3 separate regions of the Homo sapiens genome follow, and all the other regions are linked to region 3. Evidence: chromatin loops called from intact Hi-C (ENCODE). Cell type or tissue: heart left ventricle. All regions are shown on one strand. Links, peaks and the distances in the headings refer to the core of each region. The heading gives the core; the rest is flanking DNA.

Evidence for each region. Peaks named below come from ENCODE experiments on the same cell type or tissue, not always from the same donor. Only the 100,000 strongest peaks of a DNase experiment are listed, where the experiment ranks them.
Region 1: it touches region 3 in a loop (2.1-fold over the local background); 5 of 110 quality-filtered maps call a loop at or near these places.
Region 2: a loop joins it to region 3, with 3 times the contacts of the local background. A loop is called at or near these places in 27 of 110 quality-filtered maps.

Annotation. Positions count from the first base shown.
Region 1 is chr9:2,316,363-2,326,975 of GRCh38, forward strand. No RefSeq gene overlaps it. Among named protein-coding and RNA genes, the nearest start is that of VLDLR, 300 kb to the right of the region's middle. In heart left ventricle, for the core only: a CTCF peak has its summit at 5,580 (motif pointing right); no DNase peak of the experiment used is centred there.
Region 2 is chr9:2,141,627-2,152,239 of GRCh38, forward strand. The region is part of intron 27 of SMARCA2 (SWI/SNF related BAF chromatin remodeling complex subunit ATPase 2); the gene reads left to right. Among named protein-coding and RNA genes, the nearest start is that of SMARCA2, 130 kb to the left of the region's middle. In heart left ventricle, for the core only: a CTCF peak has its summit at 5,204 (motif pointing right); no DNase peak of the experiment used is centred there.
Region 3 is chr9:2,610,220-2,620,832 of GRCh38, forward strand. The region is part of intron 1 of VLDLR-AS1 (VLDLR antisense RNA 1); the gene reads right to left. Among named protein-coding and RNA genes, the nearest start is that of VLDLR, 6.3 kb to the right of the region's middle. In heart left ventricle, for the core only: no CTCF peak of the experiment used is centred there; no DNase peak of the experiment used is centred there; H3K27ac peaks cover 2,117 bases.

The DNA.
Region 1 (10,613 bases), core at 2,580-7,579, 290 kb before region 3:
CTTCTTGGGAAGACTTCCCAGATATTCAAAAGGACTTGGGTTTTGTGATCTAAGCTGTATCTGCTTTAGAGGGAACCCCAAGCTCAGTAATGCTGTGGTTCTTGCAGACTTGTAGAGGTACCAACTTGATGATCCTGGTTAAGATCCAGAAGAATTCTCTGGATTGCCAGGCAGAGACTCTTGTTCTCCTCCCTTACTTTCTCCCTAACAAATGTTGTCTCTCTTTTGTTTCTAAGCCACCTGGAGCTGGGATTGAACGGACACAAATACCCCTTTGGCCACCACCTCTAGCACCATACTGGGTCAGACCTGAAGTGAGCACAGCCCTGGGTCTCTCTCAAGGCCTTCTGTAACCACTCCCTGGCTACCACCATGATCACTCAAAGCCCTATGGCTGTACAATCAACAAGTGGCAAAGCCACCCAAGCCTATGTCCTCCCCTTCAGGGCAGCGAGTTCCCCCAGTCCCTGGGTAGGTCCAGAAGTGCCATCCAGGAGCCAGGGACTAGAGTCAAACATCTTAGGAATTTACCTGGTGTTCTGTTGTACTGCAGCTGAGCTAGCACTCGAACCACTAGATGCAGCCCTTCTCATGCTTCCCTTCCCTTTCAAAAACAGAGAAGTCTCACCAGAGTCAGAGGAGTCTCACCTCATGGCCAGTATCACCTCAGGCCCATCAGGAGTACTGCCAGACTACTGCTGATCTTCCCTTAAGGCGCAAGGGCTCTTCAGCCAGACTGTGGTAAATACTGCCTGGCCTAGGACTCACGCTTCAGGACAGTGGGGTCCCCTCTGGCCCAGGGAAGGTCCAGAAATCCCATCTGAGAGCCAAGTCCTGGAATCAAGGACCCCAAGAGCCCACTTGATGCCTTACCCACTGTGGCTGAGCTGGTACTTAAAACCAGAAAGTCTCAGTGTCTCATCCAAGGCACTCAATGTACCTGGGTATTGCTCCTGGTTATTCAGGGCCCAAGGGCTCTTCAGTTAGTAGATGGTGAATTCTGCCATGACTGGGTCTTTTCCTTCAAGGAAGCAGGTTCCCTTTGGCCCAGGGTGTGTCCAGAAATGTCTAGGAGTTAGGGCCTGGAAAGGGGGCCTCATGACTCTGACTAGAGCCCTATCCTGCTGTGGCTGAGCTACTATTTAAGATGCAAGACTAAGTCCTCCCCACTCTTTCTTCTCATTTCCTCAATCAGAACAAAGGAGTCTATTTTGAAGTTGCAAGCTGTGCACCCTGGGGTTAGGGATGGGGTGATGCCAGCACTCCCTGAGCCATCCAGGCTGGCTTAATCTTAGTACATCATGTGTGTCTCCCCCACAACACCCCACCCAGTCCACTGTCTTTGGGCCTAGTTCAGCCCGAGGACTCATCTAGGTGTTACATTCCTTGTGGCCTAGACTGCCTTTCAAGTTTATTTGGAGTTTCAACATACTTTAGTCCATGTTGGTAAGGCTTGTGGGAACTCAAGTTCTGACCCTGGGATCAGCTATTCCCCTCTGGCTAGGGCTGGTTTAGATGCTTCCTCCATGGAGGAGTGTCAGCTAAGTTTGGTCTGATTTTGTTTTCTGCCATAATAAGGGCAGCACTGAGTTCAATGCCTTACAATTGCTGGCTCTCCCCAGGGCACAGAAATGCTCTCCATACCATGCTGCAGAGGGAGGGATGGCATGAGTGAGTCAAGACTGTCTTTCCTATCTCTTCAATGCCTCTTTCAGTGATACAAGTTAAAACCAGGTACTATGAGTGGTCATCTGATTTTTGGTTCTTACGAAAGTTTTTTTTTGTGTGTAGATGATTGTTAAATTGTTGTCCTCAGAGGGATGATTGGTGGAGCCTTCTATTCTGCCATCTTGCTCCACCCCTCCAGTGCTACATTTCCTAACGAAAACATTTAAAATCACTTAGGTGGCTTGCTAGTCTGAAAGATTACACAATTTTACATTCTTTTTCTATATTTTTATCTCTATCACATCAGGACAATCATATAATATCACACTAATACTAATGAGCAGCTTTTTCTTATGGATAGGAATAATCACATTTCCATCTACATTTGAACACCTCTCATCAATATTCAAATAGGGTCTACATTTTATTAGCATTTCACTTGTTTTTAAAGCCACGTGCCTCAGTTTCCATCAGAGCTAAAGGGTGGGAGATGAAAAGGTTTTATGGGGGGAGGTAGGTAGTTTTAAATATGGGCTGTGCTACCGTAACCAGAGAAGCAGGTCAATCATCTCTGTACATTGAGCTTCTGTGTAAATTGTTGTTGAAGAGAATATTCTATTGTGTGAAATAATCGCATCACATGAAACAAAGTTTGAGGTCTTTCTGATGACTTTGACAATTATAATTCTTAATCTTATGCTTACAGAATATTCTAAGAAACACATCGTGAATTAAGGATTGTGTACAGTGGAACCATACAGACCTGGGATCAAATTCCAACTACTAAACTGGCTAGTTGTGTGGTCTTAGGCAAGCAGCTTAATTCTTTTTTTTTTTTTTTTTTTTTTTTTTTTGACGGAGTCTCACTCTGTCACCAGGCTGGAGTGCAGTGGCGTGATCTTGGCTCACTGCAACCTCTGCCTCCCGGGTTCAAGTGATTCTCCTGCCTCAGCCTCCTGAGTTAGCTTGGGACTACAGGCGCACGTCACCATGCCCAGCTAATTTTTGTATTTTTAGCAGAGACGGGGTTTCACCATGTTTGCCAAGATGGTCTTGATCTCTTGACCTCGTGATCTGCCCACCTCGGCCTCCCAAAGTGTTGGGATTACAGGCGTGAGCCACTGCCCCAAGCCTGGCTTAATTCTTTTATCCTTACTCCAACATCTGTAAAAATTGAGGTAATAAGACCCTATTGTAATGATTAAATGAGAGATTACCTGTAAAATGCTTAGCACACTAGGCAAGTGTTTAATCAGTGGTGTTACTTGTTGTTGTTATTACTATTATTTGTCAGATTTATGAAATGAAAGCAATAGTAAGGTAGAAAAGTCATTTGAAGAAAACAAAGGAATAGAGCCTGGGTAGAATCTAAACCTATTTGTTTTGGAATGATTGAGATATCCAATATCAGCATTGGGGTGTGTAACACAATACAATCTTCTATAATGAAATAGCTTGTTTCAGCCCGGGGGTGAAAAAAAATAGAATGAAGCTGTGTTGGCTCTTCTCTTGCATCCAGTGAAACACATTTGTTGAGCACAGAGGAGGAAGAGACAGTGTGGTAGACAGAGGAAGGTATGCAGAATTTAGAAACAAGCAGGACTCCTCAGTTTGAGTCATAGCCTTTCCTCATCCCAGCTGTATAAAGTGGAAGAATATAGTTAATTTTCTTTTCATCTCAGTAACTCTCATCTGTAAGGAGGTATTGGCAGTCCAATTGGAATGCATCCCTCCAATTTAGCCCAATTTGATTGGGATATTGGGAGTATTAAGAATAGCCAATATAGAGGAAATACTTACTAAGTACTTATATGTATTACTGCATTCACTGTGAACCCATGAGGTAAGTTACTACCCCAATGAGACAGGTAAGATGATTGAGGTACAAACATCTAAGGAGTGGTAGAGCTATGCTTTGAGACTGAGACATTTCCAGAGGCTGTGCTCTTAACCACTAGCCTACATTGCCTCTCATGGTAAGTGAATGCCAGGTCAAGTATCCTATACACAGAAGCTCTTCCAGAACTATCCCATGACTTCTCTCTCATGGGAAAATCACTTTGCCTGTCTCTCAAACATTCTAAACATCAATCAGGATGCAGTCAAAGGCCACTTTCTTTATGAAGTCTTCTCATATTACCTCAGCCTGCTCAGCTCTCAGCTTCTGTTGAACCCCTGTGATACTCACTAAAATGCTAAAGAGATCTATTAGTCAGAACTATTTCTATTTAAAGAAGCTTAAGATCTATAGGTCAAAGCCATTCTAAATATTCAACATGTAACACATAAATTTGGTATTATGAATGACTCCAACCTCTTAACAGCTAGAGGAAGACAGTCTCATCCCAACAACCGAGGGTGCACTTTCAGTCTGACGTGGCACCTAACAGAAAGTTCTGTGACCTTTGGAATGAGTACATGCTCGTGCCGTTTCAGGGGCTTCCAGCCTGGAGTTGATGGAGGCTCGGATGAATTATTTTTTTGATATTTTTTAAAGTTCTAAAGGAGCCATAATGAGTTATTGGCTCTCTGACCCAACAATTTTTTTACGTTTTTGGTGGGAATTATAGCCATTAATATCTACATTGGACACTCTGATTGGCTGTTGATGACTGGATTTTTGAAACATGAATGATTAGTAGTCTTGACAGGGTTATTGGAGCCAGGATCAGGGAGTGACGATACCTGACAGCATGCTTCCAGGACAGGTCAAACTTGGACAACACCCCAAATAAAGGAAAGGGTAACAGTGACTGCCCAGAGTTGGTTTGCTTACTTGACTTATTGCATACTAACCCCACAGTCCAGCCAGGGTTTACCTGATTTCACAATGTATCACCACTTTCTTGGTGTCTCAGTTGTTTTGGCTGCTATAACAAAATAGCCTAGACTGGGCAGATTAAACAACAGAAATTTATTTCTCAGTTCTGGAGGCTGGGAAGTTCAAGATCAGGGTGCCAGCCAATTTGTTTCCTTGTGAGGGCCCTTTGCACGCCAGCTGTCTTTTTGTTGTATCCTCACATGAGAGGTAGAAAGTGTGGGGGAGAGAGAGGGGGAGATGAGGAAGGGAGGAGGGAGAGAGGAACTGGAGGGAGAAGAGAGAAAGAAAGAGGGAGAGGAGTAGAGGGAGAATGAGAAGGGGTAGAAGAGGGAGGGATATGAGAGGTAGAGGAACACAGAGAGATTAACAGAGTGAGGGAGAAAAAGAAAACGCTAGTCTCTTCCTCTTATAAAGACACTAATCCCATGATGGGGGTTCCATCCTTATGACCTCATCTAAACCTAATTGCATTAAAAGTCCCCACATCCCCAAAACCCCCTCATCACACACATCAACATATGAATTTTGGGGGGACACATTCAATTCATAACATTTTTTAATTATGAATCCTTATTGAACATTGAAATTATTAATTGCATTATACTGGTTTTCTCTCTTTTCTCTCATTCCCTGATCCCTGAGTTTCAATCCTCTCCCTTCTTTGCCCTACTCTTGCTCTGAAAGGCCAACCTTAACAACTGCAACACCTGGGCACCCTGAATCACCAACAGAAGATTAGAAGGTGGAAGGAGAAAAAAATGTGGTATTTTTTCTACTTCCTCACCCTCTTTGTGCTGTTCTGGGAATGCCTACTTCCCTCTTTGACCATAACTTCTGTTAGGCAGTTCCCTTTTCCCTCACCTGGATCTCACTTGGGTGTTTGCAACACTGCTTCATTTCCTCCTCCTCAGACCTAGGGGTGGTAATGGCTTCCTCCTGTTGCTAGGTCCTGAGCACCTTACCATCTCTTGTCTGGTACCTTAAAGCAGGATTTCTCAACCTCAACACTACTGATATTTTGGGCCAAATAATTCTTTGTTGGTGCAGGCTGTTCTGGGCATTGCAGAATGTTTAGCAACATTCCCAGTCTATGCCCACTAGATGTCAATAGCAACCACCCCAGTTGTGACAATAAAAAATGTCTACAGATATTGCCAAATGTCCCTTGAGGGGCAAAGTTGAGACCCACTCTTTTAAACTCCTCTATATTTCTGTAAATGGTCCTTTCATTTAAAAACATGTCTAAATATTCCAATTGTGTTATCTAGTTAAATATTCCAATTGTGTTTTCTAGGATGCAGATGAAAACATGGGTAAATAATAATAGAATAAATGGAATTTATTTATGACTTATTACATGTTGATCAGGATAAGAATCTTTCAAAATGTGGGATACAAAACTGAAAACAACGTGAAAAAGGGTATTGTTGGTGGCAAGCCTAGAAGTACTGATCATCTCAGTGGCACAACAGCCATTGGTGGTCTAAATGGTTGCCACACTGGAGCTGTGGTTTCAAACAGGGGCCACAATACAGGGAGGAGGTACATGGTCTAAGGCCTTGGTTGCATGGTGATTACGATCGGTGCTCTTGGATTAGACTGCTCAGATTCAAATCTTCATCCTATTGCATGCTAGTCCTGTGATGGTGGGCATGTTAATCTCTCTCAGATGGGATGTAGACAGTTATTGGTGTCAGTGGTTATTTTCTTATCTGAAAAATGCATATAATATTTTCTCATATTTTTGTGAAGATTAAGTGGTATAATGTTTGTAAAGTGGCACAGTGCCTGGTACATTGTAAGTTTTGCAGTAATGACCATAATAGGATTATTTCTGAATTATACACATACACATATACATACCACATTAGGTGCACACATATTAATCACGCAGACATATATCACAAGGTAAGCAATTATTACTCATAACAAATATGTCAAATCTGGAGTTTTACTTTTAAGACATTAAACATTTTATTCCATGATACATAAATGCATAACCCCTATAAAGACTTAAAGAATACTATAAAGTGTGTTTCTTCTCTTAAATATACCTTCTGTATTGTATGCCATTTAATTATTTTAATAATATCTTGAACCATATGACATTGCCATTTTTTAGGTCAAAAACTGTCAAACATTGCAATATCACGTAATTCAATCTAATAGCGCCGTGTCTTTCTCTAATTTTGTTCCACGCATTTACACACACTTATAGGTACATATGCTACATGACTTTCAAAAACATGAATGGCACTGTAACTACTTATCTTTTTTGTTTTAGAGATAGTGTTTTGCTCTGTTGCCTGGGCTGCCCTGCAGTGTCCTGATCCTGGCTCATTGCAGCCTTGAAATCCTGGGTTCAAGTGATCCTCCTGCCTCAGACCCCTGAGGAGCTAGGACTACAGGAATGCACCACCATATCCAGCTAAATTTTAATTATTTTGTTGAGGTGGGGTCTCACTATGTTACCCAGATTGGTCTCAAAATCCTGGTTTCAAGTGATCCTTCTACCTTGGCCTCCCAAAGCGCTGAAAATAACTACTTTCTTTACTAATAATGTGCTGTGGCGGTCTTTCCATGTCTATCTTGCTTTTTTGAAGGTTGGCAAAGTATTCCATCTTATGAGTGAACTAACATTTATTTAAATTCTCCTTTATTGATATGAATTTTCCAAATTTATTGCTGTATGCAAATTATAGTACAATCAACACCTATTACATAAATATTTGCACATATGGGTGAGCATCTCTGTAGAATGGAATCCTAGAGTAGAATTGAGGGGTCAATTTAAAATTGAAATATTTAAAATAATAACAGGTTTACCAATCTATATCTAATACTATATCTATATTTATACTAATCTGATTAGTTGTTAGTAACCCTCCATTTTCTTACATGTATAATTCTATGTTAAAAGAGTTTGATACTGTATAAAAGTGCCAGGTCCTCAAACTTTTAAATTTTTGCAAATGTGATAGAGAAAAAGATAGGTTATTATGGGTTTAATCTGCATATCTCTGATTACTAATAAGGTTGAAAATCTTTTCATGTGTTTATTGAGTTTTTGCTTTTCGTCTGTGAATTGCTTGTTCATTTCTCAAGCCCATTTCTCTGTTGGGACATTTGTCTTTTTCGCATCAATTTGTAGGTGCTTTTTATAGATTCTGGATGTAAATCCTTTGTTGTACATGTTACTAATATCTCTGTTTGTCATTTGTCATTTAGCTTTCTTTATAGTATCTTCTATCACCCAGAAGTTACAATTTTTATGTAATTGCATGGCAGACATTTCTTTGTTAACTGTGGGGTTATCAAGCCTGACTTCTAGAATGCTAGGGTGTTACACCAAGGGAACACTCAAGTCAGAATCTGGATACTGCCTTGAACTGAATTATTTATGGTTTTTTTTTTCCTTCCTATTATTGATGGTATATTTTTACTTGGGAAAAATAATCTATTATATATAAGCAAAACCAAAACCCAGAGCACTAATACTTGTTTACACCAACTGAAAAATAGACTAAAAATGGAGACTTGTAGTCTCATAGCAGAGAGTCTTCTTACAGAACAATAACAATAACCACACACACATACATACACACACACACAGAGTTCTCTGTGAATATACAATTTTTAATTTGTCCACTTCACCATGTCAAAAGCTCCAGATAAAATGGGCACACAGTAGAGCAAGGATGATAACGCAGAAGCACTAGCTAATTTATCATTATAAAGATAGGCAACCTACAGGCAAGTCTGGAGGGACTATAAGTTAATGAAACTGATTTTCTATTGAGTGGGAGCATTTTTGGGGTCAGTGAGTATTCTTCTATTTGCTTTGTGGGAATTGGGATTTGCAAGGTTATAGAGTTACTGTATGGTTGACCTGGTCAGGTTTTGATGGGGTTATCTCACCTGGCTCAAGAGGAATACAGCATTTCTGGTCCTGATAGTAAGGAAATGTACAAGATTGCTGCTCATCCCTCTGAAGAGAAGGAGGCCTAGACAAGGAGGTAGCCAAAGGTGCAGACAGGTTGTACACTTAGGCCAAGGGATGTCTGCACGTATGAGGTCAGCCTGGAAAGAAAAGCCATCAGCAGGGAACAAGATGGGAGGGCAAGGTGGAGTGATGAAACATGTATTTCATGTCTACCAGGTTGAAGGCTTGTCATACATCATGCCTCCCACTTCTGACCGCACTGACTGATTCTGAATCCATCCTTTACACTCAGCTCAGGTTACCCTCTTCCAGCAAGATTCCCCTTGTCTCCTTATCACTGGCCAGGGGTCTGTTTTCTAGGCTTTCGGATCTCTCAGTGCACATCCCCCCTTTTTTTTTAACCACATTTAACTGTGTTAGATTCTAAGTGTCCCTTCATGCATCTGACTCCTTCACTATGAGCTTCTCATTCATCTCAGTATTTCCAGGACAGACACAACTGAATAATAATACTAATAGCCATCTTTTATGTAATGGATTCTGTATGCCACATCCTCATCTAAAGCTTTACATATTTGAATGCATTTAGTGCTCACTAGGATCCTGGGAGGGAGATACCATTAATATCCCCATACAGAAAAGAAACCGAGGCACAGAGGAATGTAACCAAGGTTAAGCACTTGCTCAAGGTCTCCTAGCTGGTGAGCAACAGAGCTGGGTGTAGGATTTCTGCTGTCTGGTTCTTACTAAACATACGAGGCTATACAAATGTAGCATGAGGGATGAAAAATATTTAAGTAAAGGAGCAAATGACTTATTTCATCCTGACAATGATCCCTCAAAGAAGGAGAGCATTAAGAGAAGAACCACATAGCTAGGAAGAGGAAAAGCCTGGGTTCTTACTCATGTCTATACTCTGAAGTCCATGTTTTTCCAGAATTATATTAATACTAATATCTGGAAGGGATATCAGTGAGTTAGCCCAAGAGCTGTGTAAAGAATCTCCATTGCATGTACATTGGGTAAGAAGTGACCAGAGGGACAGGCTGATGATATTGGAGTGACGAGAACCCAACCAGGCCAGGAACTATACTCTGTACTGGGTCTTTTCTAAGTAGCCTTTTAGAAAACCTCAATATTTTATTTATTTATTTATTTATTTTTGAGACAGAGTCTCGCTCTGTCACCCAGGCTGGAGCGCAGTGGCACAATCTCTGCTCACTGCAAGCTCTGCCTCCTGGGTTCATGCCATTCTCCTGCCTCGGCCTCCCGAGTAGCTGGGACTACAGGTGCTCGCCACCACACCCGGCTAATTTTTTGCATTTTTAGTAGAGACGGGGTTTCACAGTGTTAGCCAGGATGGTCTCTGTCACCTGACCTTGTGATCCACCCGCCTTGGCCTCCCAAAGTGCTGGGATTACAGGCGTGAGCCACTGCGCCCGGCCTATTTATTTATTTATTTTAATGGAAAAGAGGTTAAACCCAGGGAGGAATTTTTCTTGAGGTTTCTTGAAAGCATGAGATGGTGATGATGATAATGATAGAAAAGCACAAACGGAATGGTTTCAAATTCTAGCTCCATATTTTTCTAGCCATGTGACCTTTGACAAGTTACTTAACTTCTCTGTACTTCAATTGTCTCAGCTTTAAAATGAGAACAATAAAAGTAAGCATCCACCTCACAGGGCTGTTGTGAAAATTAGGCAGATTAATTCATATGAAGCACTTAAGATAATCCCTAGCATATGTAAGCACTCAACAAATGTTGCTACTATTATGTTCATACATCCATGTGGTATTAGGAAAGAGCACTAGATTAGGAGTCAAGGCCCTTGGGTCCCAATTCCATCTCCCTCGCTAGAGGTGTGACGTTAGCCATATCCTTCTTTTCTAATCTGATTAGTTGTTAGTAACCCTCCATTTTCTTACATGTATGATTCTATGTTAAAAGAGTTTGTAAATAAACTTCTCCTGTTTTAGGTTTGTGAACATCCACGTGCAGAGATTGGATCTATGGAAACGGCACTGCTCCAGAGACTGCGCTGAACCAGCAAAGAATGAACTGTGATAACAAGCAGGGAGCTCTGTCCCTGAGAACGCCTCACAGAAAGACTGAAACCACAGTTGCTGACCTGAGAGGGGAGCAGGAGGTGGAAACTGGAAGGCAGTAGTCTAACATGA
Region 2 (10,613 bases), core at 2,464-7,463, 470 kb before region 3:
AAACTGAGAACAAAGATCTTCATTTTGCCCCATTTCTCTGGCCTATTTTTATTCACTATGTAGTTGTGTGGCCCTCCCTTGAGCAGTAATCATCCAAGCCATCTATGCAAGTCTGTGCATAGATGTGCCTCTTCAATATGTTAAAAAAAACTATAGGACTATGGGAGTTTAGTGAAAGTCAATCACATTTTGGTTTACAGCCCCTTTGCCCACTGAGCTGATCTCCTGGCTTGTGAATTCTGGCCTCTTCTTGAAAAGGTGCAGGAGCGCGTCAGATCAGCAACAGGTGGTCTAGCTGGCCCGGGGAGGACTTACGCAGAATTGAAGACAGCCTCCTGGGGGCAGGTGATGAGACCTGCCCGTGAAGGCTGTTAACCTGGCTGCTCCTACAGTAGGGGCCCCTTAGTGGACTTCCTTCTGCCAAGCAGTTAGGACCTACAGGTTAGTTTCCCTCTCCTTGGTTGTCTCTGTTTCTCGAGAAGGTAGGGCCCTTAGCTCCATCAGTCAAGTTGCAGATGCTCTACCTTTGGGCTAGTGGGTGTTGGTCTTCACTGCTCCTCGTCTTGGGTGACACTGGACAATCTTTTTTACTTTGTCAAAAGACAAAATGACATCAAATTTAAAGTTTTTAATTGGCTTTTCCTGTTCTAGAATCAGACAACGTCAAGCAAAGGAAGTTGGCTTAATAGAAAGGGTAGAGGAAAGCAGAAATAGAACAAAAAGCATATTGGTTGTTTCAAAGTTAATTTTCCTTTTAAAGGTTAAAGCAGAGGGAACTTCCTTATGCTTGCTTAAACTGGCCTGTTTGGGGATTTGGTATTCTCTCTCTCTCTCCTGATTTCTCAGAAGGTCAGATAAACAGCTTGGTTTCAGTGGTGTGTAACTTCAGCAAGGGTGATTCCATTTTGGTTTGGCCTGTTGAGTCTAGTGCAGGAGGTCAGTCCAAACCAATGGCCTCCTATAAATGTTATTTAATAGCCTGTAGAGTTGAACGTCTTCAAGCCGTTTAACTCTCAAAGCTAAAATAAGAAGATTGTGTAGTTACTAGTTAAAATAAAGGCAGTTTAAAGAGGTGAGGCTGGAGTAGGGCAAACTGAGAACAAAGATCTTCATTTTGCCCCATTTCTCTGGCTTATTTTTATTCACTGTGTAGTTGTGTGGTCCTCCCTTGAGCAGTAATCATCCAAGCCAGTTGTTAGAACGCGTTTCCCTAGCAAGCTCTGTCATCCTGAGAAAGCAGAGGGGTAAACAATAAAGACTTAATTGTATCTCACCAACATTTTTGGGTCCCATTGGTGAGTAAGGCATCAATTTAAGTGCCTTTGGAAGCAATTTTGATTAAAATGATTTTTTTTAAGTTCTTAAACAGATTTCGGGATGATAGGAGATTCGGACATATTTTAAAACAAAAGAAACTTATACAAGCAGAATTAAACAACCTGGATAAAAGTACCTGTAATGTATTGTGCTAGTACAGGGGAAGGAGGGAACTGCGTAGGATGTTATAAAAGAAATGGTATTTTAGCCTTTTCTTAAAAGATGAGGATGCTTTGGGTAGGAAAGAGGGATCAGGAGAGTTCCAGGCCAAGGGAAGTATACGAAGGCTTGGAAATACGTGACCCCTGCTTACTGTGACTGTGTGTTTGGGACAGAGTTTTTAACAGCAGTAGATGTGGGGAGGAAAAATGAGGCTAGGGCCAGACCCTGGAGGCTATGCATGACCAAAGAATCTGGGCTTTATTCTATTTCACAGAAAGAGTTCAAAGCCTGAGCGTATTTGAAATGAGAGAATGAATGATGTGTCCCTCTGTTTAAGCAGAGAGAAGATACCATTTGCATTGAAAAAGATTAATTGAAGAGGTCAAAGAAAGGGCAGGGAAAACCCATAAGGGAGGCCATTTAAATGTGACCCTGTGGGAGAGGAGACCCGTCTGACAGCAGGGAGACCAGGGGGAAAAGATTGCTTATGAACTATTTCAGAGGTAAACTATATGATGACAAATAGGACTGCAGGGATGTGATAAGGGAAACTGATCATTTTAAAGATTTCCAGGAGAGATAACTGGGAAATGATGCTACCTTTAGATGAGACGGACAGGATCCACAAAGAGAAATATTTGCTTGGTTGAAGGAAAAGTGATAAACTTGATTTGTGATGTTTGGTAGGACAGTGGAATTCCCAATTGGTGACTCCAAAAAGAAGCGCAGGCTAGAGAGATAATTTTTGAAGCCATATGCATTGAGGTTGTAGGGGCCAAGGGAGAACTTCCCCCTTTCCCCTCTGAAGGTTCGTTGAGAATCAACTGACAAAGGCAGATTAATAGGAGAAAAGACATACAAAATGTTAACAGGCATAGCACGGGGAACTCACAGGAGGATGATTACCCAATAACCTAGTGCAATACAGAATCGTACATACCCTTTTCATAGGGGAGCCGGGAGATGGGGGGGGATGTAGGCATTTCTTTTGAGGGGGCAGTCAATCATTAGAGGAAATGAATGGACAGAAGTTAACTTGGAAATGATTTTTTTCTTGAAATTTGAATGAGCCCAAGAGGCAGGTATTATCTTGTGAAGGAGTCTTCTCAGATGTGGTTGCATTCCTCAGTCTTCTTTTCTGAGATAATGAAATTTCAGGGAGGAGAGGGAAACAGTTGTGTTTCTGTTGGCGACCCCTGCGTACTGTGACTGTTAAACTTTCTTGGCCAGATGAGGAAATTCCAGAGCAAGTCCGTTCTTGTGTCCTTCGCTGGATGGGGGTGGGACAAGACCAGGTTAGAAGGACCTCGATTCTGAGGCAGCTTCTAAGGCCTCTAAGCATGTCAAGGCACCAGTCTTTGGGGTATCACTTTCTGAGTCCCGACAAGGTCATGTTTGAAGCCATAGAGGCAAGTAGGATCCCCATGGCAGATTTTACACCCAGGAGGAGGGCTTAGATTCCTCTCAGGAGCCTCCCATCAGTAGTTAGGAGCTGCTCAGAAAGCACTCACCATATGGAGGATTGGAGTCTATGATCTAGGCTGCTCAGCAGGAGTCCACAAAAGAGCCCCGTCTCCAGGATCAGTAAAATTAACAGCCTTCCTGAATTATGGCTTATGTCCCCTCCAGGGGGGCAGTAGTGAAGTTCTCTAGCAGCGAGGCCTCCAGAGGTCATTAAGAGACTCACCTGTTGCTGATCACAACTCATCTCACCTGTTGCTGATCACAACTCATCTCACCTGTTGCTGCTGAGGACATCCAGACTTAGTGGTGCCTGGTGTGTACTCAGAAAGGGTAATTGCCCACATTTGACTGCATATTCACAATCTGTGAATGAAAAAAAAGCCAAAAGAAAAGTTGGGGAATCTGCATTTAAGGAGAGAAAAATGTGGCTAGTAAACTTAGAGAAACGCGCTGGTTATGGTGGCTCATGCCTGTAATCCCAGCATTTTGGGAGGCCTAGGCGGACGGATCACTTGAGGTCAGGAGTTCGAAACCAGTCTGGCCAAAATGGTGAAACCCATCTCTACTAACAATACAAAAATTAGCCGGGCATGGTGGTGCATGTCTGTAGTCTCTCTGAGCTACTTGGGAGGCTGAGGCAAGAGAATCATCCAAACTCGGGAGGCGGAGGTTGCAGTGAGCCGAGACTGCAACACTGCACTTCAGCCTGGGTGACAGAGTGAAGACTCTTGTCTCAAAAAAAAAAAAAAAAAAAAAAAAAGAGAGAGAAACCCAAACACTATAGAAAGGAGAGATATTTTAAGTAAGGAGCAATGGAGGAGAAAGTAAATAAAAGAGTTTAGACAAGACTAAGATGTGGGAATTAGAAAGCTTTTGGCAATTTTTTTAAAATTATTAATGTCCTTCTGGGTGCCAAGGAATTTTATTGTGTGGTCAGGCGGTAGAATCATCCGTAAAGGTGACCCTAGACACCTGACAGTAAAGGGGAGGTGAGGAATGGGTGAAGTAGGGAAGATGCAGAGAGTTTGATGCTAGAGTTTATCCTTTAGTACTTGAAGATTGACATTAAAATACCTAGAACAAATACATTTGGACTTAGTGTTCCATAAATGGATATATATCTAAGAGCAGTTTTCCCAGGGAACCCTATCTAAAAGTTGAATTCGTTCTCAACTGTTTTTACAGTATCTAGTTTCCCTCCCTCATTACTGTGCTATGTACTCTAGGGGAATTGAGAAAAACGAAGGCATTATCTTTGTAAGAAGAAAAAATCAAGATGATCTGGCACACCTGGAGGGGTAGTGGAATGGGAGTTGATCACTGAACATGTATGCAATGTGCATAGGCACAGGGGATTGGGAAAGACATCCCAGGCGAGAAGTAAGAGTAATCACAAAGGTGGGAATAAATATGGCATGCTACAGTGTGGCATGGGCTTTGTGTTCCTATTATTTGCAGAATGTTCGCATAGCTGGGTGTCTTAGTCTGGGATGCTATACCAAAATACCATAGATTGGTTTATAAGCAGTTCTAGAAGCTGGGAAGTCCAAGATCAAGGCACCAGCAGATTCCATGTCTGGTGATTCTGTTTCCTGGTTCATAGACAGTGCCTTTTTGCTGTGTCCTCACATGGTAGAAGGGACATGGGAGCTCTTTGGGGTCTTTTTTAATAAGGGCACTATTCCCAATCATGACCTAATCACCTCCCAAAGGCCCCACCTCCTAATACCATCACCTTGTGGGCTAGGATTTCAAGACAGGAATTCTGGGAGGACACAATCATTTAGTCCACAGCAATAAGAAATATGCGAAATCAGGATGGGTAGGATCAGATCATAGAGATCTCTAGATTCTGTTACCGGATCCCACCACTTACTCAAAGTTAGCCTTTGGATCGGGGGTTTCCTAGGTATTGTGGCTTTGTGGTCACCAGAAAGATGTTGCTGAAAAGGGGTCCGGATCCAGATCCCAAGAGAGGGTTCTTGAATCTTGCACAAGAAAGAATTTGAGGCAAATCCATACAGTAAAGAGAAAGCAAGTTTATTAGGAAAGTAAAGGGATAAAGAATGGCTACTCCATAGGCAGAGCAGCTTCGAGGGCTGCTGCTTGCCCATTTTTGTGGTGGTTTTTTGATGATATGCTAAATAAAGAGTGGATTTTTCATGCCTCCCCTTTTTAGACCACATAGGGTAACTTCCTGATGTTGCCATGGCATTTGTAAACTGTCATGGCTCTGGTGGGAGTGTAGCAGTGAGGGCCACCAGAGGTCACTCTCATCACCATCTTGGTTTTGGTGGGTTTTGGCTGGCTTCTGTACTGCAAGCTGTTTTATCAGCAAGGTCTTTATGACCTGTATCTTGTGCTGACCTCCCATCTCATCCTGTGACTGACAATGCCTTAACTGTCTGAGAATGCAGCCCAGTAGGTTTCAGCTTTATTTTACATAGCCCCTATTCAAGATGGAGTTGCTCTGCTTCAAACATCTCTGACAGTTCCATACAGGCAGGCTTGGAATTGATAGACTGAGGAGAATTTAAGAAACTGAGTAGTGCAGTAGCTCATGACAGAAGTGTTTAAGATCTGAGCAATAGGATACAGCTCATAACTATTTAGAAAAAGTACAGAATCGAGCTATTAAGTATTATTACAGGGAAAAAATGTACTGAGTGACCAAAAAAAAAAAAAAAAAAAGCAAGGTACTATGACCTTCTTTATGACCCCCATTCCAAAAAGATGGAAGAGCAGATGCCTTCTTAAATAATCAGAACCAGTGGTGCATTGGTCAACGAAAACATTCATTAGGGTGAGAAAATAATATGTCACTTATATGTACATGTAATTTTTAATTAAAAGCATATATCTGTTTGCCACATCTTTCATTGTAAGGCTGAGATTGCCTCTTTGAGTAAACTGGCTAGAACACATAAATCACACATAATCTTTCTCACAGAAATAACACCTATAATGTTTCACTTAGGATTTCCAGTTTTGGTGTTCTGGGCGTGGTGGCTCACGCCTGTAATCCTAGCACTTTGGGAGGCCAAGGCGGGAGTATCAGCTGAGGTCAGGAGTTCGAGACCAGCCTGGCCAACACGGCAAAACCCTGTCTCTACTAAAAATACGAAAATTAGCGGGGCGTGGTGGGCGGGCACTTGTAATCCCAGCTACTTGGGAGGCTGAGGCAGGGAAAATTGCTTGAACCCGGGAGGCAGAGGTTGCAGTGAGCTGAGTTCGCACCATTGCACTCCAGCCTGGGTGACAGAGCCAGACTCCGTCTCAAAAAAAAAAAGTAGGGCCTCACCCAGGCTGTAGTGCAGTGGCATGATCACAGCTCATTGCAGCCTCCCTCAAACTCCTGGCCTTGAGTGATTCTTGCACCTCAGCCTCCCAGAGTGCTGGGATTACAGGTGTGAGCCACTATACCCAGCCATGAATGAGAATCCTAATATTAACAAAGCATGCTGAGTTTACACTTGCCTCCCAGTTGTAACAGTCTAGCCCTCACCAAATTCAACAGCATTTCTGTTGCTGCTGCTGTTTTTAAAGAAACTCACCTTTTTGGAGTCTTGTATTGTTCATGCTCTTTATAGAACTAAGAACCCAATTTCTTCTCACAGTTACATTATATTCATTTATGTAAGTACTATCTAATTGAATTAATGTAGCTCCAGTAATAAGTATAACTAACATCAACATGTTTGGGAACACAGCTGATCATTGGTATTTGAGCCAAATGGCAAGAGCAGAGTGGCCTAGACAAGGAAGGTCTGTGCAGTAGGCAGAGTCATAAGTAGTGGTCAGTTGAGTGAGCCTCTTAATTTCCTTCAGATTTATTGACTATCAGTTGTATACCCTCTAAAATTTTCTCTAGATACTCCATTTCTGGAACACATTTTAGGAGATGTTTTCTTTTTTTTATTATTATTTTATTATTATTATACTTTAAGTTTTAGGGTACATGTGCACAATGTGCAGGTTTGTTACATATCTATACATGTGCCATGTTGGTGTGCTGCACCCATTAACTCGTCATTTAGCATTAGGTATAAGGAGATGTTTTCTTTCTTTTTTCTGAGACACACGCACATGCCACCACACCCAACTAATTTTTTTATTTTTTGTAGAGACAGAGTTTTGCCATGTTGCCTAGGCTGGTCTCTAACTCATGGCCTCTAGTAATCCTCCTGCCTCAGCCTCCCAAAGCACTGAGATTACAAGTGTGAGCCACGGTGCCCAGCTTGTTTTCTATAGATCTTGCCATTGCCCATTAGAGCACTTTGTGTTTGTCTCTCCTGCGCAAATCCTTGACTGTGCTTCAGTTGACCTGGTCTCCTGGTGTCTCCTTCTCTGCCACCAACTCTTCATGTTGATTTCAGCCATGTATTACCAGCAAAACGGCTAGTCCTGGCTTGGAATACCAAAAAGCTATGGAAGCCATGCAGGGCCAGAATATAGCTAAGTGTGTTTATTAGTAAAACCTGCCTGTATTAGTCTGTTTTCACACTGCTGATAAAGACATACCTGAGACTGGGAAGAAAAGGAGGTTTAATTGGACTTACAGTTCCACATGGCTGGGGAGGCCTCAGAATCATGGCAGGAGGCAAAAGGCACTTCTTACATGGTGGCGGCAAGAGAAAATGAGAGAGATGCAAAAGTGGAAACCCCTGGCTGGGTGTGGTGGCTCACACCTGTAATCCAAGCACTTTGGGAGGCTGAGGCAGGTGGATCACCTGAGGTCAGGAGTTCAAGACCAGCCTGGCCAGCATGGTGAAACCCCATCTCTACAAAAATATAAAAAAAATTAGCCAGGCATGATGGTGGGTGCCCGTAATCCAAGCTACTCAGGAGGCTGAGGCAGGAGAATTGCTTGAACCCGGGAAGCAGAGGTTGCAGTGAGCCACGAACATGCCATTGCACTCCAGCCTGGGCGACAGAGTGAGACTCCTCAAAAAAACAACAACGAAAAAGGAAACCTCTTATAAAACTATCAAATCTTGTAAGATTTATTCACTACCATGAGAACAGTGTGAGGGAAACCGCTCCCATGATTCAAATTATCTCCCACCGGGTCCTTCGCACAACATGTGGGAATTATGGGAGTACAATTCAAGATGAGATTTGGGTGGGGACACAGAGCCAAACCATATCACTGGCCATGTTCACCTTTGTTCTTATTTTTTTGCGCTTTAGAGATTCATTTTAAAGTTTATTGGATAGCAAATTGTCTTTGCCACATATATGTAGCTCTTAGCTAACCAAAACTCAAAATTTTGTTTGGCATTTTAGCTTTATTAAATAAAGTGGGATAGACATACTTGACAAATAACCTTTTATATACTTAGCAACAGCATACAGACTAGATCTGAAATGAGTGTACATTTCAAGTTGGCTTCTCAAATTTAACTAGAACCAGACACTCCTCTACTGACACTCTAATAATATGTGTATGTGCATCTATGTGTATTTATGTATGTGTACATACATGTATGTGAGTACATGCGTCTGTATCTATTGCTAACCAAATACTTGTGTGTGAGTGCAAGGAATTAGAACCTCCCTGGGAAGAGCTAGTCATCTCCTTCACACAGTATACTTTTTGCATATCTCCTGTTGGCCTCTGCTTATTCATGGCTTCTACTCATAACATCCCTAGCATAATGCTACCTTATGACCTATATTCAACTTCTACTGCCATACCAACTGGACATGTTCTTTCACACCTGCAGCTCAAATTCTTAATAGAAGTGAACTGACTGGCTCAGCCAATCACTCTGGCTGTGCTTGTGCAGAGACCCTCATGCCAGGCCCCACACAAGCTTAGAGACAGGGTACTCTGAGAACAGGGGACCATTCCCATCTCCATCAGGTGAGACTAGGACAGATAGCAGCTGCCTGATACAGAAGATGGCAGCGCAGGCAGCAGATGCTGTGGGTGGGGCAGTTTCCCTTAGATTATAGGATGGCAGGAAAGATAAAGCCTGCCATCGTTTACTCCGAGGGGTGTGTTATATGTGCCTACGAGCAGCGTTGCTTTGCACCATTCCATATGTACACATTCCCATCACTGGATATAGTTAAACACCAGTCCCTCAATGACAAATTTTAGTTACCCTATGTAATAGTTTGCTAGGACTACCATTATAAAATACCACAGATTGGTGGTTTAAACAACAGAGATTTATTATCTCACTGTGTGGAGGCTGGAAGTCTGAGATCAAGGTGTCAGCAGGTTTGGTTTCTTCTGAGACTTCTCCCCTTGGCTTGTAAATGGCTACCTCCTTGGTGTATGTATGCGGGGTTGTTCCTCTATGTGCATCTGTGTCTTAGCAGCCTTTTCTTAGAAAGACAGCAGTCATATAGGCCTAGGGCCATTTTAACTCTTTAAAAGCCCTATCTCAAAATACAGTCACAATCTAAAGTCTTGGGGATTAGGACCTCAACGTATGAATTTTAGAGGGATGCAGTTCAGCCCATAACACTATAGTATAGCAATTCCGAGTCACTGCACATAAAACACAGACTTTGGGGCTAACTTCACAAATCACTATGTACATGACACATGTACATTTTGATCAATAACTAATCATATCACTTCTCAGAATCTGGTGGTGATTTGTTAGCGAGCGTCTGTTCAGTTCATGCACAGACAGCAAAGTATGTAGCTGTGTTGCTGCCTTCTTTCTCAGTGAAAACATGACATTTAAAAAAATAGTTCATCAGGAGAGGGAATTGGCCACCAAAGATGAAAGTGCTGCAAAGAAACAGGTAGTAGTAATGAAGGAAGTGAAATTTGTTGTGATGAGATGTGAAAATGGCAACAGGATAACGAAGACAGTACAAGACCCAGGCCAGCATGAAGCTACAGTACGAACCAGATTGAGGCTGGGCACAGTGGCTCATGCCTGTAATCCCAACACTTTGGGAGGATGAGGCAGGTGGATCACCTGAGGCCACGAATTTGAGACCAGCCTGGTCAACACAGTGAAACCCCGTCTTTACTAAAAATACAAAAAAATTGGCTGGGCCCAGTGGTGCCTGCCTGTAATCCCAGCTATTGGGAGGCTGAGACATGAGAATCTCTTGAACCCAGGAGGTGGAGGTTGCAGTGAGCCAAGATTGTACCACTGCATTCCAGCCTGGGTGACAGAGCAAGACTTCGTATCAAAAATAAAAAATAAATGAATTAAAAAATATGTAAACCACACTGAAAATGTCCAATGAATATAAAAAAAACACAGTAAAGTCATCTCAATATATTTTAATTTAAATTGCGCTAGGAACAGAAAACCACTTATGATTGAAATTGAGTATTTTACTTTAGTTGGAAGACCATAATGATTTTTAAAAATCCTGCTTAGTTTGACTAGTATTCAGGCCAAAGTGTTTAAAAATCCTGCTTAGTGTGACTAGTATTCAGGCCAAAGAAGTTAGTTTCTGAATTAAAAGAAAATGGTAATTACATGGAGACTATAGGAGGACTTTTGACTGCCAGTAAAGACTGGTTTCATTGTCTCAGAAGTCACCATGAACTGATGAATGTTAAATAGTCTGATGACACCACTAGTGTAAATCAGGATGCTTCCGTGAAATTTCACCCCGAATCCCAAGATGGAGGCAGGTTTATGATGATCCTGGAATATTTCATGCTGATGAGATAGATCTTTTGGAAG
Region 3 (10,613 bases), core at 2,046-7,045:
GACAAAGGAAATGGGAAAAGAATTTGACCTGATGAATAGTTCCTCTTTTCACCTTCAATTTCCAAATAATCCTTGCTGCAATATTTCAGGTAATTTCTCCAATGAATTGTCTCCTGAAGTGAACTTGATTAGAGGAAACAATATTAGATCTACAAGGCACAGCTCCATTTCTCTTCATATTCTATAAACTTTCTTCCATGGGTAGGGCCTCCTGAGATTTCTTAAGAGAGCCAAACAGAAGACAGGACAGAGATTAAGGGAGGGGAGCTAGAATCAAAAAAGGAAAATACAAGCAGCTTTAGTGGATGAGACTTAAATTTCTTAGTAAAAACAGAAAAAGAAGTTGTAACTACTGCAAATTATAACTATTGATTTATTTTTCCTTCAAGTTACTAACAGAATTTTTAACTGCCATACTTTGCTACAAGATCCTAATCAAAACAACAGAGGGAAAAAGGATGCTTCATTTCCCTCTCCAGGGGATCCTCTAAGACTCCAAGTTTTACCCGAGGTGATCCAATTTGGTAGCAAGTCATGCTAACATAAACACTACTTGGTATCTCTTGTTTTGTTGTCATTTTATTTTTGCCTTGCTCCACAAACGGATGTTAGAGGAAGGCCAGTTCTAAGAATGGCCACTGGCAAGAAAAAAATAAACTATAAAAGTTTACAGTGTGCCTTTTTAAAGTATAAGACATGGAGTTCATCAAGGATCTCACTTAGACTTCATCTAGCCACATTAAGTATTAATGCCATCCTTCTGTGTATGAGACTTAGAACAGTTAGGGGACACTTTGCACAAATTCACTGAGGAAGTTGATCTGTGCCTTAGCTCCTCCTAACTGCTGAAAAGGGATTATTCTCCTCAGAATTCACCTGCAGCCTCCTCCCAGGGAGTACTGATGTCATGTTTGCAAAGTACTTTGAACCTACTCAGAAGAAAGGCAACACACAAACTCAAGACATTCTTCCCATACTATGTAAGACATAGTGATCATTTTTTTGTTTCACATTTAGAAAACTGCCCCTCTAGCCAGGCAAGGTCTATGATGAAATCACTGCAAAGGAAAGACGAGATCTCCCAAGACCTTCATGTATCTTTTGTTGCTTGTTTTGAGGAGTCTTTTTAAAAACTGTTTTTACGGATATGAATACTTGACATATTTATAGAGTGCGTGTGATATTTTGTTATGTGCATAGATGGTGTAATGGTTCAATCAGGGTATTTGGGGTACTCATCACCTCAAGTATTTATCATTACTATGTGTCAGAAACATTTCAAGTTCTCCGTTCTAGCTATTTTGAAATATATAATACGTTCTTCTTAACTATGGTCACTTTACTATCAAACATTAGAGCTTATTGCTTGTGTCTAACTGCATATCTGTATCCATTAACCAGCCTCTCTTTACTGTCTCTCCATTCTCTTCCTAGCCTCTGCTATCTGTCATTCTACTCTCTATCTCCATGAGATCAACTTTTTTAGCTCCCTCATGAGTGTGAGAACATGAGGTATTTGTCTTTCTGTTCCTGGCTTATTTCACTCAGCATAATGACCTCCAGTTCCATCTATGTTACTGCAAATGACATAAACTTATTCTTTTTTTATAACTGAATAGGATTCCGTTGTGTAGCTATACCACATTTTCTTTGTCCATTCACCCATTGATGGGCACTTAGGTTGATTCCATGTCTTTGCTAATGTGAATAGTGCTGCAAGAAACATGCAAGTGCAGGTATCCCTTTGATATACTGACTTCTTTTCTCTTGGATAAATACCCAGTAATGAAATTGCTGGATAGTATGGTAGTTCTGTTTTCAGTTTATTGAGAAACTCCATACTATTTTCCATAGTGGCTGTACTAATTTACATTCCCACCAACACCATATAAGGGTTTCCTTTTCTCCGTATCCTTGCCAGCATCTGTCATTTTGTTTTGAGCAGTCTTTATGCCAGCCAACTCTCTCTCCATCTCTTCTTTGTCTTTTCTTGCAGTCCCTGGCAAATGGGAGGAAGGGAGGGAAGAAGAAATATAAAGAGAGAAAACTAAACAATGATCCATCCTCCTTGTAGATGCCCTGAAACGTGCCTAGAGTTCACCAAGAAAACCTGATTAAAAGATCTCTTCCCATATTCCAATTCAATTCCACAAACATTGTAAGCCCTTCAAGTATTTAAATCATAATTTTTGCCTTCACAGTATTTACTTCTCATAGCAGGAAAATAGAAAGCTTTGATTGCAAAGAAGGACACTGTTGATATTGTGGTGTTATCAATATCAATTGTGGTATTATGGCTAAGAATGCAAAAAGCAAATATTAGAGTCAATAGCAGTCTCAGGTATGTCTCATTCCCCAAGTTTCCTCTCCCAATCCCAACATTTCCCCTCTCCATCTCTATCCACAAAGAGACCTCTCTGGTGCTTCCGAATGACCTTTCATTTTCTTCTTCCCAAATCAAATCCAAGTCAATTTAGGAACGAGGTCTGATTTGGGTCATTAACAGTCAATTATCTTTTAATTTGGGTCAGTAACCATGACCAGTTCTTCAATTATACAAGGAAACTTCTCCCAAAGGGTGAAACTTCTTATTTCTCTCACATGCAAGCCTCGTCCATTCAGAAAAACAATGAGACTCTGAAAATTGCTGTGATAAACACGCCTTCTGAGAGAGTTCAAATGTCTCCTGAGGTCGGGGAAACGGAATTCCAAAATAGAATTCCACTTTCTACCAGATCTTAAATCTGCTCCCACCGTGGTTTAGCAATAAAACCACAGCCTACACCTTGTTATCCTATCACAGGAACAGCTGAAAATCACTTTTTTTTTTTTTTTTTTTTTTTTTTTTTGAGACGGAGTCTTGCTCTATTACCCAGGCTGGAGTGCAATGGTGCGATCTCAGCTCACTGCAACCTCCACCTCCCAGTTTCAAGCGATTCTCCTGCCTCAGCTTCCTGAGTAGTTGGTATTACAGGTGCCCACCACCACGCCTGGCTAATTTTAGTATTTTTAGTAGAGAGGGGGTTTTGCCACGCTGGTCAGGCTGGTCTCAAACTCCGACCTCAGGTGATCTGCCCGCCTCAGCCTCCCAAAGTGCTGGGATTACAGGCGTGAGCCACCGCACCTGGCCAAATCACTATTTCTTTATGTTCAAAAGCATACTTTCCCTCACACACAACTCATTCAAGAGCTCCTTTAAGATCTCAGTGGAAGACCTGGCTCCTGCTAAAAGTGCTTCTCCAATTACAATAGAATCCCCTTAACTCTTTGATCTGTCTATCCATTTATTCCTGACTTTTGACTCTAGGAATCATTAAGTGGTCTTTCCTCTTTTAGGTGGCAAACTCTGTCATGCCTCATAATTGAGTGAGCACTCGATAAATGAATGCTATAGTGCTCTGAGAAATAATTCTCTTCCTATTGGCAGCAAATCCAAGAGAAACTTCCTTAGAAGGACTGTCAATTACCACTTAACAAGCCTGAGTTTTGGCTCCTGCAGAAAAAGCAAACAAAACAATAACAACTCACCCCTGAGAGCAGCCACATTGCTATCTGGTTGCTGCCCTCCAGTCACCTGGCACACTGTAGGTCCCAAAAGAAGGTGCTCAACAAGTCCTTGTTGGTAGATTTATTTGTGAAGGCATGAGACCAGTGATATGTAATCCATCACCTGATAGGTAGACACCAGCTGGGTTCCAAACAGTCTAGCTGTGCCCAGCTTCTGACCTCCCATGGTTCTTGGCTCCCTTACAGCTGACAAATCTAGCTGGATGTGAGATGCTTGGCCAGGAGCAGGATGCATAAAGTGACGACTGGGAGGCTGTTGTGGAACACTAGGAGGAATTTGCATTTGTTTCTCCTGCCACAGTCACCACAACATCCCTGTCTGCCTAAGAGTGCATTCTCATTCAAAACCTACCACACAGCTCCCCTTCTATACCCCAGTGGCCACAGCTTCAGGCTTGACACCGAGTGAGTCACAGTTAGAATGCACATTAGACTCACCTGGAAAGCTAAAAACTGCTCGTGCCCAGGCCCCACTCCAGACATGTTATTCAGTTGGCCTAGATAGAGTTGTTCCTGTGTTGATATTCTTAAAAGCTCTCCAGGAGACTTTAATGTACCATCAGGGTTGAGGACCACAGTCTTACGTTGTTCAAATCCTAGGCCCATACCTGTAATTGCCTCTCTTATACATTGAAGCTGCTGATTTATTATATGCCAGGCACTGTTCTAAATGCTTTATTATAAATGTATCCAACCCTCATAAGAAGTGGGTGTTCTTCCCACCCCCATTTTTCAGATGAAAAAACTAAGGCATAAAGAGAGGCTAAATAATTTGCCTAAGATTTCACAGGGTCAGAGCCAGGCTTTGAACTGAGGAAGACTCACTCCAGCACCCACTCTCTTAACCATTAACCAATACTGCCTCTCTGCATTCATTCAACACACAAAGGCTTTCAGGTACCACAAGAATGCCCTCTGGATCCCATACAGCCATAATCACCTTTTCAGATAGTCATATTCATAAATACTCATATCCAAACAAATCATCTCTTGATCAAAAACCTTCAATGGCTTACTAAATGCTTTGCGGATAAACAAACAAACAATATACAAATGCCTTCCTTAATTGTACTTGCCTTCCTCTCCAGTATCTCCTCTGGAATCTGTCCTCCAAAAATTCTGAGTTACTTGCAGTTTTTACATGTACCGTATAACCCTAAAGCCAGGCTCAAAAACTGGGCCTCCCCTCCACTCTGCAGACATGGTCATTATCAGCATTAGAACTCCTCATAAATGTGTTTCCAAAACAATATAGAGATGCTAGGACATAACCCTCCCAAATAGCCAGGCTGGAAGGAAGCATATTCATTCAGAAACTCAGCCCTTCAAGGAATGTGAGCAGCAGTATAATATGAATTTAAACCTCCTTACATAACTAAGTAAGAAAACATTAAATAAATCAACTATCTACTTCCACAAAACTCTTAAAAGTTCAAAAACGAAATATCATGGTGAAATGGTAATACTTAAAGAACTTGCTTCATTACTCTAACTTGCAGATTAAAATTCTTATGTTCTAATAAGCAATCTATGCTTAACTAACTCGGTAGAGGCCACAATGCCTCTATTTCCATAGAAACTCCCATTGTAAGAGTGTTTTAAATGCTATAGCCCTATATTCCAAAACCTCCTATAAATTACATTTATGACAAGTGAGAACAATCAAATTTGGGGCCAGAGTCGTAGGAATTAATTATCAGGGCTTCCAAAAATAAGTGGTACAGTATTTCATTCCTGCATTGTAAACCAAAGGAAACAAAACTCAACGCTACAAAACAAAGAACCCTGGTGAGTTCACAATGCAGCCTAGAATGTGCCCTACACTGACCTATTTCAACTTAAAATGTAAACTACATGTGTTTTGCTTTACATCTCCCCGTTCTGTAAATCCACCCACAACCTCCTCTGACACTGCATTCACATCTGTCATTGACCGGACAAAACCCAGCTTGTCCTTGCTCTGTCGTGAGATAGAACATCTTTCTACTAGGCCGCCCAAGTCCTAAGTAATCTCCTTCCACCCAACCCAGATAAAAATCTCGCGCATACAGAGCCATCTGACTTCTCCTAAGTCTAGCTCAGAATGTCTCAACTGTGGCACCATTGACATTTTAGACTGAATAACTCATTGTGGGGCCCAGTCCTGTGCACTGTAGGATGTTCAGCAGCATCCCTGGCCTCTACCCAGTAGAGGGTACATCTCCCAGGAGTACCTCTCCCCAGGCATGACAGTGAAAAATGTCTCAAGACATTGACGAACATTGATTGGGTCTACAATTGCTTCCAGTTAATAATCATTTGTCTAGCCTCATATTCAACCCATTTTGGAATTTCCACTGTTTTTACATTTGGCCACATTTTTTACTTTCTGAAATTGTTCAAAAGCAGTGTGTAAAATTGTCTTTGGCCTTGGAATTTCAAAAACCTTGTCGTTACCAGATTGTAACCCTCAATCGGCATTCACTTATAATACGTCCACATTAACCCCTGATTTAGAGTGGGGAATTCATCTGGCCAGGTTACACAAGAATACAGTTGTTCAAAACTGTCCTTACTAATACCTGTATTCCTCTTCTGAATGCCCTCCAGGAGGGGTTAGCCATGTGCAGAGTTTTGCCTATTGCTTTCAGGTAAGCACATTCCATCCCTCAAGAGGGCACCTCTGTCATTTAGGTAGCAAGTAAGAGAAAACGCAATCTAAACCGACTTCAGCAACAAAGGGAATTTTTTGGTGCAGGTAAACAAGAAGTCCGATGGAATGGCAGCTTTTGAAACAAGCTGATCTGGGCTTGGGCTTACAAATATGAGTGCCATTTATTTCAGTTTCCTCTTCTCCATAAGTCAGTTTCGTCTTCCAACTGGCTTCCTTCAGGGTGGCAAAATGGCAGAAGCAGTTCTGGCCTTACGTCCACACATCTCATTACTTAGAAGATAATGCCTTTCTAGCCAAGCAAAAGCCCTGAGCTTCGTCGTAACTGAGCTAGCTTTTGTAATGTGCCTAAGGCTGAAGCATCCAATCAATGCCAACAGAGGAAGGTCATAGGTTGACTGGCTGAGGCCCTTAAACCAATTACAGTAGCTAAGGGGGGAAGTGATGTCAATGGGTTCAGAACAGTGGTTCTCAAAGTATGCTCCCTGACCAGTGGCATTAACATCATCTGGGAACTTACTAAAAATGCAAATTCTTGGGCCTACTGATCCAGAAACTCTGGAGGTGGGGCCCAGCAATCTATGTTTTAACAAGCCTTCCAAGTGATTCTGATGGAAGCTAAAATGCATGACCCACTGATTTTGACCATCAGGTCCTACTCATGGAGCCTAGAAGGGGGGAATCCCACTCATTTCCCTGGGCTGTCACACAATTAGAAAATAATGGAATGGAGGCCTGTGAAGTTACCATCGAAACACTTCAGAAGGGGATGGCCCCAGAAGAGGACAGCTCATTTCACATCTTACTTTCTATGCTGAGGCTGTGGGGTAGAAATCACAGTGATGAGTACTACAAATTAGCAAATTGGTTTGAAGATTATTTCAGATGCCAATATTATCAGTCTAAGGATCTTGAAGAAAAATAATGATAAGCATCAACCTTAGCATTTTCTATGGGTCCTAACCTACTCCCTTAGGAGAAATTTGACAAATTAATTTACACAAATATGACAGAAGTAAACCTACTTAGCAATTAAACGGCACTGAAGAAGTCATTCTCTAAAACAGTTTCTTAATCATGACTAATCCTAAGAATCAACTAGAATAGGGTTACATATACAGATTCCTGGGTTCTACCCTAGACCAATTGAATCAGGATCATCAACGGAGGGGCCTGAGAATCTGTACTTTTAGCAGACATAGCCAGTGATACACAGGGATTATATATGTTTGGAAAATGCTTCAAGGAGATAAAGCCAAAAAAATCAAGGAGAAAAATCTCATGGAGGAATTATTTGAATGCTTCTGACTAATCAAACGGTAGTTTCTTCCCCTTATTTTTATTATTATTTTTTTTGAGACACGGCTCCCTGAATCACCCAGGCAGCAGTACAATGGCATGATCACAGCTCACTGCAGCCTCACCCTCCAGGCCTCAAGCAATTCTCTTGCCTCAGGCCCCCCTCCACCCCCAGTAGCTGAGTCTATAGGTGCGCACCACCACGTCCAGCTAGTTTTTTGTATTTTTTGTGGGGTTTTGCCATGATGCCCAGGCTGGTCTTGAACTCCTGAGCTCAGGTGATCTGCCTGCCTCGGCCTCTCAAAGTGTTGGTATTACAGGTGTGAGCTACCACACCCAGCCTCCTCTACTTTCTTCAATGCACTCCCTCACTACTGGGGCCTCTAACTAATGTTTCTTCCTCTAGTCTGACCCTATCCCACACCCTAAACAAGTTGCTTTCCATACCATTGTCACAGTAAAAGAAACTGGATGTCAGGCCTCTGATCAAAATCTATCACAAGTCCTTACTATGGTTCACAGGATAAAATCCAAAGCCTTAGCATGACATCCTAGACTCCAGCTAATCCAGTCCTTGCCTTTCTTCTTCAGCCTTACTTCACATTGTTAGTCCATTTGAACCCCACCCTTGAATCACCCTGAATCCCTTCCATTGCCTTGAATAGATACTGCTGTTTTGCCTTTGTGCCCTCTGCTCACCATGGTTTTCCTTCCCTCTTCCCCTGGTGTATCAGTCAGGTTAACACTAGGTTATGCTGAGGTAACAAAATCTCAGTAGATGAAGATGACAAAGATTTACTACTCTCTCACCCGTTCTATGTTAGGGGTTGGCAAGTTTGTTTGATTTTTTTTTTTTTCTAAAGGACTAGATGGTAAATATTTTAGGCTTTGGGAGCAACATACAGTCTCTGTTGCACACTATTCCTCTTCTTTGTAAAACTCTTTTTAAATGTAAAGATCACTCTTATTTGTAGGCCATACAAAAGCAGGTGACTGGCTAGACTTGGCCCATGAGCCCTAGTTTGCTAACCTCTACTCTATGTGACCAGTGCTAAAGACACATAGACAGCAGGGAACTACTCACATGGGTAGTTCTAAATGAATCGAATCACTCGGAGACCTGGGCTAATGCAGCAGCCACCTCTTAAACATTTCTTGTCACCACGCAGACACAAAGAGAGGGTTTCACATAAGCAATTAAGTGCTCCGGTCTGAAAGTGGCACCCTGTAACTTAGGCTCACAAATAATTAGCCAAAGTTAGTCTTTCGACCCCATCCAACCATAAGGGGGCCAGGACGTCCAATCCTACCATGTGTCCAGAAGTAGGGAGAATTCAGATCACCGGGTAAAAATTATGAAAAAAGCTCAGAGACAAACGCTCTGTGAAGCCTTTTCTGATACCTTCATCCTGCAGCCAGAATAGCTGCTTCTTCCTTGCAATCTTCTAGCACTTTAAGCATCTCTTAATCAGAGTGCTATACATAGGGTACTACAGTTGCCCACTTGCCTGCCTCCCCTACCAGATGCTGAGCTTCCTAGATAAGCACTTCTGTATGCCCACTACTTTGCACAGTGCCCGTTAGCCAGGGATGCTCACTATGTGTTGCTTCAACAAATAAATGAATGTGGTGGATTGTAGGAGTGAATGGGATTGCCTCTGCATTTACCTGACGGCGTCGGGAATCCAGCAGTGTCAACTTCTCTGAACCCAGTTAGTTCAACCATTTCAGTCTCCACTTATGATCAATTAGCTCTGTTAGTTCAACCACTTCAATATCCACTTATCATCAATTTATCTTTTTAGTTATTAGCTACTTTCTATCATAATCCAATGAATTTCTCCATACAACCTTTTTCTTCTAATAAACAACACCTTGCAGAGAGCTGGTCCTTGAGGCCACGGAGCACTTTGATATAATGTGGCTTGGCTTTCTTTTCAGTTTACAGGCCAAAAGGCAGACACAGAGAGGCACAGTGATTTTTCCCAAGTTACACAGTCAATCAGAGATGGAGCCAAAAGTTATGCTTTCTTTTGAGTCAACAAAAAAGCTACAGGATTGAATACAGAGCTGCAGCTAAGTTCACTGAAAGTTTATTTATATCCCTTGGAGAATTAGAAAGTACTCACACACGTTTTTCAAAGTTAAGTCTTATTATACCATATCAATGTATAGCTTGTAGTATACCTGTATCTCTGAGTAAAGTATTAAAAACAAGTCATATGACTGTTTATTAATGCTGCCTCTTTTTGTATTGATTCCACCCATCCCTTCTACTCCTTTCCTCTTCTGTAAAGCAGTAGCTCATCAGATGGCATTTCAGAACCCTGAGAATATGAAAGACATCATGCACTAAGGTTTTCCTATCACATCTCAATGCCATTAGGTGAATAACACCGGCATGCATCTTCACTACTAAATGTCATACAAACAAATTTCAGTTGTTTCACATGCAACCTGTGTGGCTGCTGCAGTTTGTATCAACTATGTAACCACAGGGTGGGCAAAATAGCATTCAAAATGAGCTATAGTGCAAGATACCATCCATACGTAGAGTTAAGCCCTTTCATGCTTAGCAGTCACAATCAGGATATCTTTGGCCCACAGAAACCTATCCTGACTGGAATTTTCCTCTCCTGTGTGTCTCCTGGATATAGTAAGTTCCTAATAAACATCTCCTCTGATTGCTAGCCTTGACAAATTTCCAGGAGAACCAGGGCAAGGAGAAGACAGTGAGGCAGTGCCCGCTGCTCTTCAGATCACCAACAGAATAGAGTCAGAATATGATATTATTGAAACCTTCCAAGTTTGAATTAAGATAAAAACAACTTTTTCAAAATACCAAAAACCTTTTATTTAAGAAAGTGAAATCGCTCGATGTGCCCTCCCACTCTGGTTAGATGCTCAACAGACCACAGCAGACAATGCACCTCAACCAGGGCTAAGTGTGCAAGAAAACTGAAGTACACAAAAAGCAAATTATAGACTCAGGTACTGTCAGGCACAAAAGAAGAACCAACCCTTTCTAGGAGTCTTGTCTTTGCTTCCTTTATTCTTTCCTCGATTCTTGTAATTGAATGTTACAAAGTATATCAAG